Linked DNA regions of Homo sapiens: region 2 is linked to region 1. The links are chromatin loops, found by intact Hi-C in ENCODE. Cell type or tissue: GM12878. All regions are shown on one strand.

Evidence for each region. A loop is a pair of places that touch in the nucleus more often than their neighbours do. Peaks named below come from ENCODE experiments on the same cell type or tissue, not always from the same donor. Only the 100,000 strongest peaks of a DNase experiment are listed, where the experiment ranks them.
Region 2: it touches region 1 in a loop (2.9-fold over the local background); 1 of 110 quality-filtered maps calls a loop at or near these places.

Annotation. Positions count from the first base shown.
Region 1 is chr9:106,873,291-106,875,790 of GRCh38, forward strand. All of the region lies in intron 1 of ZNF462 (zinc finger protein 462), which reads left to right. Among named protein-coding and RNA genes, the nearest start is that of ZNF462, 11 kb to the left of the region's middle. In GM12878, no CTCF peak of the experiment used is centred here; a DNase peak (open chromatin) is centred at 1,556.
Region 2 is chr9:106,301,332-106,303,831 of GRCh38, forward strand. The region is part of intron 3 of LOC107987108 (a long non-coding RNA gene); the gene reads left to right. Among named protein-coding and RNA genes, the nearest start is that of MIR8081, 300 kb to the right of the region's middle. In GM12878, no CTCF peak of the experiment used is centred here; no DNase peak of the experiment used is centred here.

The sequences.
Region 1 (2,500 bases):
GATGATAGGGAAAAAAAGCAAGACACCATGTAGGGGACACTTTAGGAAATAAACATTTTAAAATTATATCAAACTCAGAAAAAAAGGAGCCACCTACCTGTTATGGCAGGAAGATATGCTGGTGACTTTTTTTTTTTGTAGAAAAGGTGTTGTACTTTTTTTCTTCATAGGGCCCCTTTTGAAGCCTCAGTGCCCTGTATTGGCTCTGGTTACTATCAGCCTGAGAAATGTTCTCAAAAGCTACGCAGATGTTTGAAAATTAGTTCTATTCTTTAATGGTCATTTTTGGAACATGGTGCAGATTCTCTTAAAAGTGTGGGTGCCGATACCCCCTCCACCCCTTTTTGTGATCACCATGTGCTCTATTTAGATCATGGAGATGTGATGAGTGCTTTGGTTTTATTTGCCTGTCTCTGAAACATCACAAGATAGTAAGGAAGTTCATGGATGAGCACAAATGTCCCTAATAGAGTGACACACTGTGCTAAGGGAGATGGAGCAGATCCAGATATCCCTACGGTATCCGAGAGAGTAGCTTTTCTGCAAATGGTGGTTGGACATTAGTTGCTGAATAGACTCTTCAGCCCCCAAGAAACTAGTGGTGGTTTTATAAAATCCTAACATTGCTATGGATCTATCCAGTTGATCTCTGGTCTCCAGACAGACCCATAATCAAAACCTTCGTAGAAGGATAAACACATGTCCTGTTTATAAAGTGTACTAGAGAAGGCCACAGAGTCATCCATTTTTACTTCTCATCCATATCATTATCTACCAAATTTATAAAAACCGTTATTTTCTTAGATAAAGGACTAAAATAGAAAAAAGGCTTAGAAAAAATATATAAAGTGAACAATTGAACTGTGTAGTTAAAGAGAGTAAAATGGAACTGAAGCGTGTTGTTCTCTGGGCAGAATTTCTAATTTAGAGGAATAGGGACTCCATTCAGCCTTGGACAGCGTAAACTGTGACCCTAGGCAGTAGGGCCTAGCATTCTAGGATAATCCCTCAGAGAGCAGCCTGTCTCAAAGACCAGTTCTCAATGGGTTTCTTCAGTTTTCCTTTTAATTCTTTGAGGAAACCTACCCAGGCTACCCTCAGGAACTGCTTTGCAGGAAACAAGGTGAACTGGGTCAACATATCTTTGTGGATACAGTGAGAACTGGGAATTTGCGAACACATTCAATTTGAGGGGCTCCATAGGAGAGGAAGCTTGGGATATGTTCTAAGGAGGTAAACGTAGAAAGTTTATGTATGCAGGCCTGGCAAAGGAATCATTCATTCTCTTGAAAAGAAAACCACATTTTCAAAGACAGATTCTATGATAATTTAAAAAGTACACTGTATAGATCACATAAAATAGCACGTATTTAAGGAGGTGGAATTGTATCCTTCCACTTGTGTGGAAGTTTTTGTCATTCATTCCATCTTCTCCCGTGGCTTTGCCTCCAATTAGCAATTTTGCAGGCCTGAGAACTGAAGTGGTGTTGAAGAACAGATGTCAGCTGTTTGTGAAATTCATCCCTGCCCCATGGTTGACTCAGTGTTTCAGAATACCTCACCCATTCTTTTCTGACCAGTGGCTGTAGCTTGTTAATAATGAATGAACATCACCCATAGGTCCTGAAATTAACAAGTGTTAAATGTTAGGTGATTATTAGGGGAAAACAAGATAATCTAGTCAGTGGGCTTAATTAGGTGGTGATTGCCCAATTGCTGCTTCATGATAATTATATTCATAACCCCATTTCTAGACATCAACTACAATTATCAAAATTGACCCCAGCATAGGTAAGTGTTAGGAATCTTATTTGAAGCAGCTTCTCAACGGTAAATATCTGATGTTTCCAATGTGCTTCTGCCTGTTCTTTCTTCCCCTCTTGCCCCCTTTCCATGATCTTTCCCCCATCTTAGTAGAAAGGTCGTGGCAATATTATTTTGTCTGTGACCATGCACATATTGTATAGCTTGTGTTGGTGTCTACAGAAAAAGAAATTCTTAAGTTTTTAGGGGTCAAGTATAACTGCAAAGCTTTCATAAATCAGCAATAGGAATCTTGAAGGATAAAAATCCCAAATTGGCTGGATTGTTATTTACCTCAGCACATGAAACCTGTTAAGTCGATTGAATATGATTCATTTGAATAGATCTTTTACTTTATAAGGCATAATCTTAAAACGAAAAAGAGAGTCATCTGTGTTTAAGATAATGCCTTAGCAACATGATCACTAAGATTTGAGGGAACTGTTAATCGAGAACTTTTAACTTTATATCACCCCTTCCTTTCCTCCAAATTATGAAATTTGCTGCCAGTGTATTCTAGTATAAAAAAGAACGTGTCATTACTAGGGACGTTGTTTACTGTTTATCTCCCAAATGAAGTCAATGATTTCCAGGAAATACTAACAACAACCTGTATCAGAAGTGATACAGTGTGGGTATGTCAGTGTGACACTGTGAATCACTGGGCCAGATTGTCATTTGGCAGGCTTCCCTTTCT
Region 2 (2,500 bases), 570 kb before region 1:
TGCCATATCTGAAATGTTCTTGAGTTGTGTTTGCAGCCTCAATAATATTGTTGAGCACAGTTGGATGTATGGATCTAAACACAGAACATGCTTAATGAGGAAAAAAACATGGTCCTCAAAGCAACTAAATCAATTTCTGCAAATAATCAAGGTATTTTCTATTAACAAGCTCCTTCTAAAAATATCCTAATGTTAAGTAGCTACTCCTAGCTTGCACATAATCAGATTCTTTCCCCCTGAGTTTTTACCCTATGAACTAGAGACATACATATACATAGTCAATTTTTCCATCTGGATTTTTGCAGATACTTTTAAATTCAACATGTCTCAAATGTCATTCACTATGTCCCACATCTACTTAGTCTTAAATTTGCTCATCTTCTCTTTCTCTCTTGGTCAATGTACAAATCAACGTCAATGTTCACCCATTCACCAGGATTTGTTACCTGAGAGACATTCTTGACTCTTCATTCTCCTTTACCTTCCCCATCCAATCAGTCACTAAGTTTTCCCTTTTCTTCCTAGAATCATTCAAATCAGTAATGCCCACTCCATTCTCACTGCCTCAGCCTTTCTTTACTGGATCCTACAACACCTCCTCTAACTGGGATCTTTTTGTCTTCAGTCTGACCCTGTTTCAGCCCACTTTAATCAGTATTTCCATAGCGAGCTTTCTATATCCAAGTCTGATCATATCTCTTTCCTCTATAAAGGTCTCCATTGGTCCCTCAGTGTGTTCAGTGGAAAGGCCTTCACTTTCAGCACAGAATAACAAAAGGATTCATGCTAATGAATACTTATTCCCATCCCCATTTTTATAATTATGCTTCCTATCCCTCAAAATGCACTCTATAAACCAATCATGTACATAGACTTACCTATTTCCTGAAATCATCCTTTCTAACATTCCCACATATGCTATTCTGTCTCCTTCTAGAAAACTTCTGCCCAATCCCAAAGACTTAGTTCAAATATACATTCCTAAGGAAAGTGCCTTGAAATCTCTTCAGGCAGGACTAAGCCCTTCCATGTTTGGACCTCCACAGGGACTTGAACTTCACTTAATTTTCTAATGTTCTCTATCAGACTGCCAGTTCAGAGGAACACAGCATCATGTCTTACTTAGATTTTGTGTTCTTTATCTCACTGATCCTCCAACCCCATCAGACAGGTTGCTATTATCCCATTCTGGAGACACTAATCAGGTTTACCTCATATTTCAAGATTGTGCAGTTAGTAAGTGGAAGGCCTGGAGGTCCACACCAGGTGTCCCCATGGCCACACGTTGTTTGCTAATACACTTCTTTACTGTTTGCAACACTAGCAGTGGCCCATGCCATGAAAATAGGAGGGGCTTAGCAGAGGGTGTCTGGTCAGAATGGCAGTCTAGCAGATTTGCCAGCAAGCTGTATATTCAAGTCAAGAACAGAGGTTGTATTTGGATTGTGTTATACATCATTAAAAATTGTCATGTTTTCTGAAGCTACTTTTATTTTCACATCATATAGGATTGAGAAAATCTTAGTAGTCTATATCAAAAATACATTATCATTATTATGGTCATTATTTTTTGGAAAGGGAGTTTTAAGGACTGGTTGGAAATTGTGAGGAGGAGCTTCTTTGGTGGGGGCTACTGTAAGCCTTAGTGGATTACCAGGCATAGATGAGAAACCCAGCCTAAACCTTACAAGTTTTGCTCCAGCAGAAATGCTTTCACTAGTTAAATTCTAAGGGTTCTGGTCTCAAGTTGAATGCAAATGCCTATAAGATGTGTCTGCATGGACATTTCTGCACCTAAGAAATAAAATCACTTCTGACGTTATCTATTCTGCTGTTCAGTGACCTCTGAATTAAGGCAAATACATCACAGATTCCTTCTGGAGTTTAGAACTAAAGAAGTGTTTCTCCTAAAGATGTGCTAACCTTTCTTTTATCACGGTTTAAGAGTTATGGAATCCAATACTTCCCAAGTGTGGGCTATGAATCAGAATTATCCAGGGAATGTAATAAATATACTGATTCCTGGATTCTAGCCCTAGAAATTCTGATTGAGAGACCAGAGAGGGGATGAAGAATCTGTTCATTGTTGGCAGCTTGCTACCTAGGCTCTTCACGGTGCACCGATTAAACTACTGTTATCACCATTAACCTCTGATACTTTTAACCTAAGGTGTGGCTGCTCCTTCTGCTGTCAGTGCTGGGCTGAGGAGGCATCCTCCTGATCTCTGACTTGGTATAGAAGCCAATGTATGCCTCTAAACCTTGGCATTTTTTCTTCTTTGGCCTGAGGGTGCTTGGTCATGGTGAAAGGTGATCCTTGGGGCTAAAGGAGTTCAGGTCTCCAACTCTCTATTCTCAGTGTGAGCGGCTGGGACTGCATCTGTGTCTGCAGGCATGTAAATGGGGACCCCGGTCCACAGGGAAGAGCATCATCTCAGGTGTTTATGGGTTAGCAGCGTGCTGATTGGAAAACTGAAGTTCTAAGAAGTAGACTTGCCCA